2 separate regions of the Homo sapiens genome follow, and region 2 is linked to region 1. A link is a contact called in ENCODE Hi-C data. All regions are on one chromosome and are shown on one strand. The core of a region is the stretch at or near the end of the contact, and the rest is flanking DNA. Distances in the headings are between cores, read along the strand shown.

What was found. A loop is a pair of places that touch in the nucleus more often than their neighbours do. Pooled maps may share reads with other maps.
Region 2: a pooled map shows a loop between it and region 1 (5-fold over the local background). The contact joins the promoter of IPO11-LRRC70 here to the promoter of NDUFAF2 in region 1. A Hi-C loop is called at or near these places in 4 of 50 pooled maps.

What each region holds. Positions count from the first base shown.
Region 1 is chr5:60,943,623-60,950,698 of GRCh38, reverse strand. NDUFAF2 (NADH:ubiquinone oxidoreductase complex assembly factor 2) reads right to left here and starts at 5,494. Exons shown (of 4, transcript NM_174889.5): 1 at 5,317-5,494. The coding sequence starts at 5,443. ERCC8 (ERCC excision repair 8, CSA ubiquitin ligase complex subunit) reads left to right here and starts at 5,629. Exons shown (of 12, transcript NM_000082.4): 1 at 5,629-5,767. The coding sequence starts at 5,691. RefSeq lists an enhancer at 4,729-4,858.
Region 2 is chr5:62,573,047-62,580,525 of GRCh38, reverse strand. It overlaps IPO11-LRRC70 (IPO11-LRRC70 readthrough), which reads right to left and starts at 1,791. Exons shown (of 4, transcript NR_073584.1): 1 at 1,591-1,791. All of the region lies in intron 27 of IPO11 (importin 11), which reads right to left. LRRC70 (leucine rich repeat containing 70) reads right to left here and starts at 1,707. Exons shown (of 2, transcript NM_181506.5): 1 at 1,591-1,707; 2 at 1-1,125. The coding sequence starts at 1,087. It also overlaps the pseudogene RPL35AP14.

The DNA of each region.
Region 1 (7,076 bases), core at 4,245-6,744:
CAATCAGTATAAATTCACCACATGATCATTCCAACAGAACCAAAAAAAAAAAAAAAACCCAGCAAGCAAGCATGTGACAAAATTGACAAAATTCAACATCGATTCATAAGAGAAAGCGCTCAGCAAACGAGGTACAGACAGGGAACTTTGTTAATTTAATAAAAGGTATCTAAAAAATTATAGCTAACACCACACTTAACAATGAAAGAGTAGTGGCCAGGCGTGGTGGCTCATGCCTGTAATCCCAGCACTTTAGGAGGCCAAGGTGGGCAGATCATCTGAGGTCAGGAGTTCGAGACCAGCCTGTCCAACATGGCGAACCCCATCTCTCCTAAAAATAAAAAATTAGCCAGGCATAGTGGCACATGCCTGTAATCCCAGATACTCAGGAGGCTGAGGCAGAAAAATCGCTTGAAACCAGGAGGTGGAGGTTGCAATGAGCCAAGATCACGCTATTGCACTCCAGCCTGGGCAACGAGAGCGAAATTCCACCTTTGGGGAAAAAAAAAATGAAAGATTAAATGTTTTTCTTCTAAGATATGGAACAAGAAAAAGATACCTATGCTCACCACTCTTATTCAACATTATACTGGAGGCTCATCTAGTGCAGCCAGGCAAGAGAAGGAAATAGAATGCAAATAAGTTAGAAAGGATAAAAACAAAACTGTCTCTATCCACAGTTGATATAATTACCTACAGAGAATGTCCAAAGGATCTGCAAAAGGCTTCATTCAAGAACTAGTAGGTGAGTAAAACAGGTTGCAAGATACATGCTCAACATGGAAAAATCTATTGTACTTCAATATAATAGTAACAAAGAATTAGAAATTACGTTTTTTAAAGCATCATTTATAATAACAATACAATATAATATACTTTATAATAAATTTAACAAAACATATCATGATCTCTATGCTGAAAACTACAAATCAGTGATAAATTTTTAAAAATGACCAAGTAAAAGGTCTCTGTGAATTAAGTCAAACTGATTTCGACATTAAATCCCATTCTCTTAAATGCTACGTTATCCAATTTGTCTCTCTTGAGTAGCAAAAATACTTTGTGAGGCTAAGTAGGTACTGTTATTTCCGTTTTACAGAGTAAGCTGGAGCTGCTATGGCCAAGCACTCACACTCTTAGGTATGTACTCATGGAAAATGAAAACTTATGTTCACACGAAACCCATATGTGAATGTTTCTTGCAGCTGTATTCATAATCACCAAAAACTGCAAGTAACTAAACTCAAATGCCCTTTAATGAGTAAATGAACAAACTGGTACATCCATTAACATGGAATACTAATCAGCAGTAAAAAGGAGCAAACTACTGATATACGTAATGAATCTCAAAGGCATTATGCTGAATAGAAGAAGCCAGGTTCAAAAGGTTACATATGGTATAAGTATACATGTGGGACAGTCTCAAATGGAAAAAAGTATAATGGCAGAGAACAAATCAGTGGTTGCTGAGGTTAGGGATGAGGAGAGATTGTAACTACAAAAAGGTAGCATGAGGGAGTTATTCAGGGTGACGGAACTGTTCTGTATCCTGATTTTGGTGTTGGTTACATGAATCACATGTGTTCAAATTTATAGAACTATACACCAATTTTAAAAGTTAATTTTACTGTATTTTAAAAATAGAATCTAAAAAAACCAACTAATAGCAAACAGAAAACTAAAGAAAAAAAATGAGATACCACAACACACCTACTAGAAGAGCTAAAATTAAAAAGACTGACCATACCAAGTGTTGATAAGGATATAGGACAACTGGAAATCTCATACACTCCTGGTGGGAAGGTAAAACGGTACCACCACTTAGGCAGTTTCTTAAGAAGTTAAACATACACCTAACAAGTTGACTCAGCCATTCCATTTCTAAATATTACATCAAGAGAAATAAAAACATAAGTCCATACAAAGACTTACACATGAATGTTCATAATTTATTTGTAATAACCCCTAACTAGAAACAACCCAAATATCTATGAACAGGTGAATGGATAAACAAATTATGGTATATACATACAATGGAATATTACTCAGCATTAAAAAGAAATAAACTACTGATAAACACAAAAACATGGATGAATCTCAAAATAATTATGCTGAGTGAAGAACCTAAAAAACAAAAAAAAAAAAAAGCAGAATATGTGCTGTATGCTTCCACTTAAATAAAATTCTAGCCAGGCGCACTGTCTCACATCTGTAATCCCAGCACTTTGGGAGGCCGAGGCAGGCAGATCACAAAGCCAGGAGTTCAAGACCAGCCTAACCAACATGGTGAAACCCCGTCTCTACTAAAGATACAAAAAGTTAACTGGGCAGGGTGGCACACATCTCAGTTACTTGGGAGGCTGACGCAGGAGAATCACTTGAACCTGGGAGGCAGAGGTTGCAGTAAGCCGAGATAGCGCCACTGCACTCCAGCCTGGGCGACAGGGCGAGACTCCATCTCAAAATAAACAAATAAAAATAACTAAATAAAAATTATAAAAAATACAAACTAATGTATAGTGTCAGAAATCAGATGAGTGCCTATCCATGGAAGCAGAAGCATAAGGCAAGACTAGAAAGGAGCACAACAAATTGTTGTGGATATTGAATATGTTAATTTTCTTGACTGTGTTGATGGTTTCACAGATATATACATATGTCAAAACTTACCAAATTATACATTTTAAGCATGGGCAATTTTTTTTGTCAATTATACTTCAATAAAACTCTCAAAATGCAATTACAATTATGTAAGAAAATATACAAATTAGTGAGAATATGTAAAAATAAAATATTCATGTTATTGTAGAATAGACATGACTGTTAATTTGAAACTTTAATGGTATTGTATCTCTATATAAATGAATGATACAAAAACTGGTATAAATATATTTGTTTGTTGTTTTTTGGGCTTGTTTTTTTTTTTTTTTTTTGAGGTGGAGTCTCACTCTGTCACCCAGGCTGGAGTGCAGTGGTGTGATCTCGGCTCACTGCAACATCCGCCTCCCAGGTTCAAGTGATTTTCCTGCCTTAGCCTCCCGACTAGCTGGGATTACAGGCGCGTGCCACCATGCCCAGCTAATTTTTGTATTTTTAGTAGAGATGGGGTTTCACCATGTTGGCCAGGCTGGTCTGGAACTCCTGATCTCAGGTGATCCACCCACCTCGGCCTCCCAAAGTGGTGGGATTACAGGCATGAGCCACCGGACCCAGCCATAAATGGATTTTTTAATGGGCAAAAGGTTTGAACAATACTTCACCGAAGATCTGTAGATAGTAAATAAGCACATGAAAAGACTGTCAACATCCTCAGGCATTAGGAAAATGAAACTTAAAATCACAATGAGATACCACTATATACCTATCAAAATGGCTAAAATAAAAATAAAAACACACCCAAAAATCAGATAATACTAAGTGCTGGTGAGGGTGTGGAAACAACTAGAATTTTAATGCATTGCTGGCAGGAATACAAAATGGTACAGCCACTTTGAAAAACAGTTTGGTAGTTTCTCATAAAGTTAAACACACATTGATCACACAACTTAGTAATCCCACTACTAGATATTTACCCAAGAGATATGAAAACTTACGTTCACACAAATCCTGTATGGGAATGTTTGTAGAGCTTTTGTCACAATCACAGAAACTGGAAACATCCTAATGTCCTTCAGCTTGTGAACAGATAAACTGGCAAACCCATACAATGGAATACTACTGAGCAATAAAAAGGAACAACTACTGACACATGGATGAATCTCAGCTACATTATGCTATGTGAAGCAAGCCAGACTCAAAAGTCTAAATCCTGTATAATTCCATTTATATGATATTCTAGAAAAGACAAAACTATAGGCCCATAAAACACATCAGTAGTTGCCAAAGGGTGTGGGAATGAACTACTAAGGAGTTGGAGGAAATTCTGATGGTGATGGAATTATTCTATTACTTGAATCCAGTGAGGTTACTCTACTCATTTGTCAAAAACAATAAAACTGTACACCATAAAGGGTGAATGTTACTGTATGTAAATTATATTTCAATTTAAAAAAACTCAGTCTGACAGTTTGCATATTTTTAATTTTACTGACAACTTATGGAAAAGAAACATCTCTCTGCTTGCAACCTGTCAAGAAATACTTAACACCATGCTATGTTCTTTGCAGGCTTTTTTCTTTTTTTGTGAGACATATTCCCTGCCTGACAGAGGAGCTCATTAGGGAAACAAGTCTAAATATTAAAATAAGTTACAGAAAAAGGCCAGGCAAAAATAAATTAATTGAGTGATAAATCACAGAATACATTTTATATGTGTGGGAAATGAATGGCACATAATCTTGGAAAGGTCTTAGTGCTTCTCAACATTGCTGATCTTATATTATCTCTAACTTTCAAGTGAGGATGTTGAGACTTGGAGAGGACAAGTACTTTTTCCGTGATTCCCGAGCTATCAGGTGTCAAAGCTGAGATTCTAACCCACGCCTCTTCGCCCAAAACCTGACATTTTCTGCATGCGGCGATGGAACAACACAGAAGAGGTTACGACGGCGGCTACACAGTGTGATTTCAATGGACAGCAACGCCTCCTTACTCCCCAAACAACCCGCTCAACTACTTGGCACGAATCCTACACAGTAACACCATGATTATTGCCACGTTTCTTAAATTGAGCTCAACGGGGTCTTGGAATGTCAACTCCCGAGAAAGGAATCAGCGAGCCTTGTGGGGATATGGACCTACTTCTGACAAGTCTTGGTAGTAAGGAAGGCGCATGGGGCCAGCGCCGGAGCCAGGGTGCCACCGAAAAGGGTAAACACCAAGAAAGAAGACAGCCGAGGCGCTGAAGATACTCCTCTTCAATTACACCACTCAGCTCTGGGTCACAAGGCGGGGAACAGCGTACGAAAAACCCCTCCCCTGGCCCTTCTAGCCCCTTTGGTGAAAGATTTCCGTGGACTTTTCCCTGCCTCCGTCGCCAGTCCAGGGCTAAAACTGAGGCTCCTCTACAGGCGTGGCTGGGAGGAAAGTGGTGGTGCGCCTTAACAGCGCAAGCAGCCCGGGGCACGCCGGGGGAAGGCGCTGGGTAGTAGGGACCGCGGACGCACGAGGCCGGGCCAAGGCGCCCAGAGCCGGGCCGGGTAGGGCTCCGATGCCAGAGTGAAGGGGTCGACAGGGGAGAACGAACTCGGGAAATTCTCTCCGGTGACACCCTAAGTGTCGCATGATGCGTTAGTTGACTAGGGGCTCTCACTTTTCCCTCCTTTACTGACCTCGCAATCACTGACCACGCAATCGCTGCCCACGCCGCCACCTCACCTCTCCAGTTCTTGTACTGCGGGATGTAGTAGTATTTGTTCCCGAATTGGTCCGTGCCCACGTGCTCCTTCACTTCCCTTGACAGCGATCTCCACAAGGCGCGGAACAAATCCTGAGACCAACCCATGCCGTCCACCCAGTTTCCAGCGCTGCCAGCAGCGGGACCCGCAGTAGGGGTAATGCTCCAGCCGCCGACCCAGCCCACCGAGGCGGAGAAGTCAGGTCGGCCTCCATCCTGGAGCCCTTCTAGTAACGGCGCTCACCATTGGCCGGATATATCACCGACTGACCAATGGGAGACTCTGCTGTTCCAGTCCCGCCCCTGAGCTCTGTCATGGCGACGTCCAGTGCTCCAGCCGGTGTGAGGACACGATATGCTGGGGTTTTTGTCCGCACGCCAAACGGGTTTGGAGGACCCTCTTCGCCTTCGGAGAGCAGAGTCAACACGGAGGTAAAGAAAACCTTACTTTTTGGCTAACAGGCCAGTTAGAATCTGGACCAATGACTGTAAGCTTTGCCCCACACTTTCCCGTCTCATCGCTCTCCTGCCACCAAACTATTATTTGCCCTCTAATGCTGTGTGGCTTGCTAAAATAGGATCCCTTTTATTTACTGGTAACAACTTGCAGGCGGGGGGCGGCGGGGGTGGGGGGGGTTCCCCGGGGGTGGGGGGGGGGTTCCCCCGCGGGCTCAGGTGAAGACACTATAAACCTAAATAAGAATACTTCGTTGTACTGTATTCCTTCTCTCTTAAGTTACTCCAAAGAATAACTGCCCTCCACGGACTCGTTCATTCATTCAGTCTGCATATTTAGTGAATTCCTACAGTGTGCCAGGCAGCCTATTAAAGGCAGAGGACACAGGCCAGGAATTGAACAAAGTTCAGAATGACTAGAGCGGAGAATTGGGGTAGGGACCATTGACAAGAGATGAAGTAGACAGAAACTAGATGAGGAAGAGCCTTGTGTACTTGAGTAGAGGTGTGAAGATGAGAATAAGGTAACAGCTATTGCATTTTGTTTTCTGCTTGGAGAATGGGTTGCAACTGAGAACAAGAGTGGGAGCCAAGTTAGGTAACTGTTGTGATTACACTTGTCCGGGAGAGAGTTGTTGGAAGCCTGGGCCACAGAGTTGCCAAGTAGAATAAAGATAGTGGAGAGATTTGAACAACGTCTGAGAAATAGAATCAACAGGCCATGGAAATTGAGTGGATACGTGAATGACAAAAAGAGAAGAATGAATAATGATTCCCAGATCTATGCCTTGTATAAGAAGTTGAATGTTGGTAATATACTCTGAGAGAGGGTTTTCCAAAGGGAAGAAGCAAGTTGTACTTTTAATTTTGCCCACATTAATTGAGGAACCTGTGAAGATATTTACTTGGAGAACACAGTTGCTTATGAGTTCTGCGTTCTGGAGAAATTTAAATATTAGTTTCCAACATTTTATCCATTACGTTTTCAATGTTGTGAAATATCTCTGAGAGTTCCTTTAATGTGTTTTTTTTGCCAGTGTCACTTCCTCTGACACATCATCAGCCTTTCATCACAATCACTTTTCCTCATTTATGTCTATAAGTTCACCTTCACTGATTTCCTCAGTCTGCATATCTAGAATGTCTCAAATGGCGGCAGTGTCATTGTTGCCACAATCAGCATGTTCCCACAGGCAGCTTTTTTTTCATTTGCTCCATTTATGTTTAATGCAAGTTTCACTTCTAGTATTATCACTCTTCTTTAGTGCACTTTCATTCTTTTGGC
Region 2 (7,479 bases), core at 542-3,041, 1.6 Mb before region 1:
ATTCCCAAGGATTAGAATTTGCCTGAAGATGAATCAATGAAGACAACGGCTTAAGGACCCTTGGATGCAAGGCTGTAAGATTATTAAATGACAGATTAAGGATCTTCAAAGATGCTCCCATATTTTCAAATGTATCATTATCAATGCTAATTATTCTGTTTCTATCTAACTTAAGGTAAATTAAATTCTTTAACAAACTGAATGTGTCAGAATTTAAATTCTCTAAATCATTATGACTTAAGATCAAATGTTTAAGATTATTAATTCCACTAAACCCATCCCTAGTAACATTCCTAATTCTTGAATTTTTCAGGAGGAGGTATTCCAGATTGGCAAGTCCTTTAAATGCAAAGGGCTGTATTGCTTCAATAGGATTATGAGACAAAGAAAGTCTTCTAAGACTTTTAAGTACTTCAAAGGCATTTGATGGTACTTTTGTTAAATTATTACTTCCTAAATACAAACAAGCAAGGTTTTCAAGATGTTGAAAGCCTGATTCTGATATCCTCAAAATGTTATTGTTTGATAAATCAAGTATCCGAAGAGCAACCATACCAACAAAGGTACCACTCCCAAGGACAGTGAGGCGATTCCTTTGTAGATTTAAGTACTGAACTGAAACTAGATCATTAAATACTCCTCTCGGAACAAAAGATACCTGATTATACTGTAAATATAAATTACGAAGATTTAAAAGTCCCTTAAATATTCCAGGATCTAAGCGTTTGATGAAATTATTATTTAGAAATAGAAAATATAGATGCCTCAATTGAACAAAGGCTTTTGGATATACATACAGAATGTTAGAATTATCCAAATACAATGCTACAAGAGAATGAAGTCCTGTTAATTCACTTTCATTTATATAAGATATATTATTCCCAGTCAGATACAGAAAAACTGTACTTTCAGGAAAATTCTTAGGAATACTCGAAAGGCCTAAGTTACGGCAGTTAATTTGTCTCCCAGTGCAGAGCTGACAAACAGACGAACATCCAAGTATTTCTTTGTGGAGTAATAATAAAAGATAACAGGTAACAACCAGAAACAGTCGTAGGCAAGGCAGAGAAAACTGTAATCCACACATATCCCTGTTCTTGGATTTTCTGTTCAGATCAGAATTGGCTATAAAAAGAGAAGGTAAAGCTTTAAATCACGAAAACTTCATCAAATGAATTTTTTTTATAATACTATAACTTCTGTATTCTATTTTAATTAGGATCAGCCAATAATACTATCATAAATCATACCATGGTAATAGCAAAAAATAATGAGTATGGAATACGTTCTAGAATTATTAACATGATCAGGCCATTAACCCACTATTTGACAAAATAGTTCAGATTAATGAAACATTTGCTAAGTTAACTTAAAAATTACAATTGATTACAACACAGGTGACAAATGATGTAGGAATGAGAATCTTTGAATTTAATATGTCCCTTTAACAACATAAAGTCTAATATCAAATAACATTATAATTTATGAAAATACAAATTCACTACAGAACAATTAAATTCTAAATTACAGTTTTTCACAGAACTATTTTTCATGTCAGCTAGAAGTTCATATTTAAGTAAATAATCTTACCAAGAAAAGGAAATTCGTATTATTAACACTCAGCTGATTCAGTAAAGGTTTTCTTTTTAAATCTGAAGAACGACATTTCTTAACTCCAGTTTGTTCTGTGGCACTGCTGACCTCCACCCCACCACTTTTTTTTTTTTTTTTTTAAGTCACCGTTTGCTCAGGAAACACCACTCTTCACATTGGTTCCTTTACAGTCAATGTGTAAAACAGAGGTTGCCATGGATACAGGAAGCTAAGAGACAGGAAGTAATTTTATCTGTGTTTCAAAAGTATTGCTGAACGGAAATCTCAGGAACTTATTTTTTCAGAATGCAGTTAGAGTTTTCCTAATATACACATTGAAATATCTCCTATAATATAAAAATAATAGTTTTTAAAGGATACTTGAAAACATTAGTTATTCAGAACCCAAATATCAATCAACAGACTCTAGCTATCAAACAACATAGCTACTGAATGGAAAAGGCTAGTTCAAATAAGATGTATATCGAGTAATACAATTTTTTGTAAACTTTTTAATGAATAAAATATTTATGTTGTGTTAAATACGCATTGAAGACTTAAACTTTATGCTTTATTCCTTTAATAAAAATAGGGGAAAAAATTTAGAATGAACATAAATGTTGTTATATTATCCTCCAGTGCTCTTTTTAAAATTTTCAAAATATTTTTGGTTGCAAAAAATACTGAGTACTACTTAATACGTGAGGTACTAATTGGTAGTAAGCTACTAATTAGTAGTAACGCACTAATTGGTTGTGTTGGGTTATAAGATGTTAAGAAGCTGCATACCAACTTACTGACATAGGTTATCTTTGCAAGAAAAATTGGGGAGAGTAAAAGAGGCGATGTTTCGCCCTATATATATCTGTATCAGTTTGAATCTTTTAGAACAAAAATGGAGAATTTTTTAACGTCATTTTTCAAGAATTTAAAGAATCGGATATAAATTGTTTATATTATATATTGTTCAGTCATTAACTTTCTTTCATTAACTTTAAGCTAGTTGCTTAAGCTTTCTAATTCTGACTTTTATTAATATTACTAATAGCCTGATAATATTCCTAAAATATCAAGTTATATAATTGTATACAACTCTCCTTTGATATTAAAGCAGTTTCATTTCACATCAACAATTACTTTAGAAATAATATGAATTATGTCCATATTAGAAAGCTGAAATAATACCTAGCATTATCTTTCTATGACTAAAAATTCAGCAATGCATACTGGATAGCAGATCGTTATCAAAATGACTTATGATTCTTACACCTATCCATTATGGCTGGTTACTGTTATTGCTATTTTATGCATTAAAAATGGAAAACAAAACAAGTGACAGAAATGATATGAATTTGAGGTAGGGGCTATGTTTCTCAGGTCCATTTTGTTTAGTACTTCCAATAATATACAAGGTGATATGAAGCTTGTCCCATGGATTTTTCAATTTCTTGGGAAAAATTCAGAGAAAGGGTCCTTTGAAATAAAAATAAAATTAAAGAGAAAAAACCCACAAAGTAATATAACCAGAGTATGAATTAATTTTGTTCTTTATGCCAAAAATATCCAAAGCAGTAAAGAACACTTATTAGGATGCAAAGGTAAAATTTTTAGGAAACTGTATTAAGGAAAAATGACAAAATAAAATCTCACTTCTCACATTCTAAAAACTGAAGGAAACTAAACTGACTTCAACAAAACAAGCAAATATAAATAGTACACTGTAACTCTCAGGTTGAATGGTTTAAAAAAAAATTCCTATCTCCAGCAAAACAAAGTTTAGTCTTTCTGTTCATTTAGGAGTTGCTGTTCTTAGAGACAACTGATCAACAATGATTCCTCATTATCCTTTTCTGATTACTAATGTTCATTACAACTATTACTGAACACTACGCTCAACCTCTTAAATTAGTCTTCTATTTCTTTCCAGGAAATTGACTCATTGAGCTGTTTTCCTCTCATTCTTGTTGCTGAACCTTCTTTTACACTGCCTTTGTCTTCAAATCATCTCATGCTTCTGGTATTAATACACAACTATTCTCTTTTCCATTCAGATTCTCCCCATACAAAAACAAGAATGTATAAATAACAGAGCAATTGTTCCATTAGCTCTTTTAAATATACATCATCTGTATGGATGCATGTATTCTTTTGAGACACAGTCTTGCTCTGTCGGCTGGGTTGGAGTGCAACAATGTGAGTACAGCTCACCACAGCATCGACCTCCCAGTCTCAAGTGATCCTCTTCCCTCAGCCTCTTGAGTAGCTAGGACTGCAGGTGCATGCCACCATGCTTTTTCTTATTTTTGTAAAGACGGAGTCTTGCCATTCTGCTCAGGCTGGTCTTGAACTAGTAGGTTCAAGTAATCCTCCCACCTTGGCCTCCCAAAGTGCTGGGATTACAGGTGTGAGCCACTGCGTCCAGCCTATATGTATTTAGATATATACCATCTATATATAAACCAATCAAGATTGGTTTACATATAAAGAATGGCTTATAATAACAGCAGTTACTGATTTTATGGACCTTAAAAGTCACTGATGGAACTAAAATCAAGAGAATGAAAATGTGAAATGGGATTTGCAATTAAAAATAATCCAGCTCTTCCTGCCATCATGAAGCCTGTCGAGGCCTGCTTGGAACATGACTTCTAAAAGGCAAGTATTTCTGGAAGGCTGTCATCCAAGGCCATTTTTGCGCTATAAGCAGGGTCTCTGGAACCAAAGGGAGCACACAAATCTTCTTAAAACTGAAGGTGTTTATGCCCAAGATGAAACTGAATTCTATTTGGGCAATAAATGTGCTTACGCACACAAAGCAAAGAACAACAAGTGACTCCTGGCAGCAAACCAAACAAAATCAGAGTATTCTAGAGAAAGGTAACTTGGGCCCAAGGAAACATTGGCATGGTTTTTGCCAAATTCCAAAGCGATCCTTCTGCTAAGGCCATTGGACATAGATGCTGTAACCCCTTAAAGATTTAAACTAATGAAAGGTAAATAAAGTGGACTTGTGTTCCTGGAAAAAAAAATTTAGCAAACAATTTGAGAATTCTTTTGCTCAATGTAGGAGATAAATTTTAATGAGGGGCAGTATATCTCAATATAGACCTCTTATCAGTTGCAAGAAAAAAAAATAACAACATAGTAACTATACACAGTGGGGAAATCAGATAACACCTTGACCAGCATTAACATCATCAGTGAGAAACAGATGAGCACCATGTGACTTTGCCTGTGATATTCCAAGAGGGACACATCACTTATGCAATATTCTAACGAGAGATGCATACATAAATCTAACCATAAGGAAATATCAAACCACAAATGAGGAACACTCTATTCTGCTGGGGGAGGTGGGGAGAGGATGGATGGGAGACAAAAACAGAGAGGCAATTGGAAAGATGGAGAGAGATTATAAGGAGTGGATTATTTAAAAATGTTATAAGAGAAAAAGAAAAGACTGAGGAAATGACATGACAGAGTAAAAGAGACTACAAAAACACAAGAACTAAAACAATAATTGGTCCTAGACTGTAAGTACTGAGGAGTAAGAGACCATGGCAAATACAACTTACACAGAAATGGTTCAGAATATAAAACATCTATCTAGTTATCTGACAGAAAATGTGTATCACGCAACAAACTGGGACAAAAGTTAACAACAGGTGATTCTGGGTAAAGGTCATATGAGTGTTCTTTATTGTTCTTGCAGTGTTTTTCTAAGTCTGAAATAATTTCTAAGTGAAAATATCATGACAGTAGCTATGATATCCGTGTAAAATTTGTCCATGAGCATTACTGCCAAGATATGTCACCATTTCTAAGTTTTTAATGTATGCTTTAAAATAAAAACAGAAACAAATATTGTGCTGCCATAACATGGCAAAACTATGAATATCTCTATTTGCTCAATTGTCAACAAGAAAATCAACTAAGAAATTTTTAGCTGCAAATCTATTTATGAGAATAAAAAATAAACTTTATGCACTTTATGCATGAGAAGCATAAAATTTCAACTATGCCTGTGACTATGCGGCTTTAAAAGCAAACTGATACTTTCTAAGGATGTACTGACACTAGGACACTTTCAAGGAACATTATTAATCACCCCCCAGCATGACTTTAGAAGAACATTTTTAACTTCTTGATCTCTGTTCCTGTTACACAGTCATTCTGAGAAGCATATTTTATTTCCATGGACAATTTTAGGTACCATCCTCATTGCGAGTATATGATGATAAATTTCTTTGATGTATATTGGCATAGTTTTACACTGCAAAGCACAGAAAGCAGAACTATTAAACAGAAGGGCTGTTTCAACTTAGAAAAAGCTAGCAGAGATGGATTAGAATTCAAAATATCTCCTCTTTCCCCTGGCTCCACATGAAACCTTTGGAACACTAATCTCTCTTCTGACCCTATCCACCACCTTCTGGGTTTTGCTGAGATAGACTAATCTCACTCAGCAGATTATAGTTCAGATCTGAGCTATATTAGAATTTCTCTTTCGTGCAAATCCCTTCCATTTTGATGGTTCTTATTTTATGCTTATATTACAATTTCCAGTTTACCATAGTCCCTAAAATCCCTAAAGTTTTAAACACACAAACACACGCACATGCACCAGAAGAAGAGAGGAGGGAGTAATTAGCCTAACAGATGATTTAATAAGGCTATGAGAGAGCTAAGCCTCTTCCAATAACTATAATAACCTTTGTGAAATTATTTTCTTGCCTCAACAGACAATATTATAAAATGGATGAAGTTACATGAATGAAGACTGTATTGAATATAGAAACTAGCATATGGAGTTAAAAGCACAGATTTGGGAGTCACTGTTTGTATTTTGAGGATAATACTTATATAACAAATAGCTATAGTTAGAAAGAAGTCCTACAATAAAATGGGATGCCTTAAGGACCAGGGACTTTTTATTAGCCAAGTATCCAAACAGAAGTTGAATGAACATCCCCATCAGAGATGTTACAGAAGGAAAGTTTATTACCAAATAAGGATTAACCTAAATAACCCCTAAGGGAACTCTCAATGTTAAGCCACCAGTGCTGAAGACCACCCAATACGGCTGAGAGGTATATGTACAATACTGCAGGGGCATCAAGGCTCCACACAATACTATCTATGTCAGGCATGAGACTAGTCAAATTGACCACTGTGTGAAAAATAACTCCAGAATCATGCCTATTTTTGTAATTGGAATATGGTTAACTGCTTCTTGGCACCCAAATTGCTAACCTTTTCACAGCTGGCCTTTGAAACATCTTATAGCTTGGATTTGACAGAACTTCTACCATTTAATCTCCATTATTTTGACCCGCCAAAGAAGCATCAGCAGTTCTTTCTCACTACAATAACCACTGCTCATAATTCATCCATCAGCTCACAGATCACACATATTTCTACTATGTAGTATAATATAGCTACTCAGTAATTCAGAAAAATTCCCTATATAAAATCTAACTCACAACTTTAAAAAGGAGTATACAGTCAGAAAGGTTAGTGAAGCAGAGAAATTAGGATAAACAGAATATAGGATTAACTCCTTTTGCTACTGCTGGATCAGATCTATTTATTGATAGAGTGCTTCTATGACTCAGAGAGTGTTCTCAACATTCTTCAAGTATTATCTCTTTTTAATCCTCACAGGAGCCCTATAAAGTAGGGTACTATGATTACCCTCATACAATGGATAAAAAAATGAGACAGAGAAATTAAGAGTAAAGCTTTAAAGTAGCCGGGCGTGGTGGCAGGTACCTGTAGTCCCAGCTACAAGCCGGGAGGCAGAGCTTGCAGTGAGCCGAGATCATGCTACTGCACTCCAGCCTGGGCGACAGTGTGAAACTCCATCTCAAAAAAAACAGTAAAGCT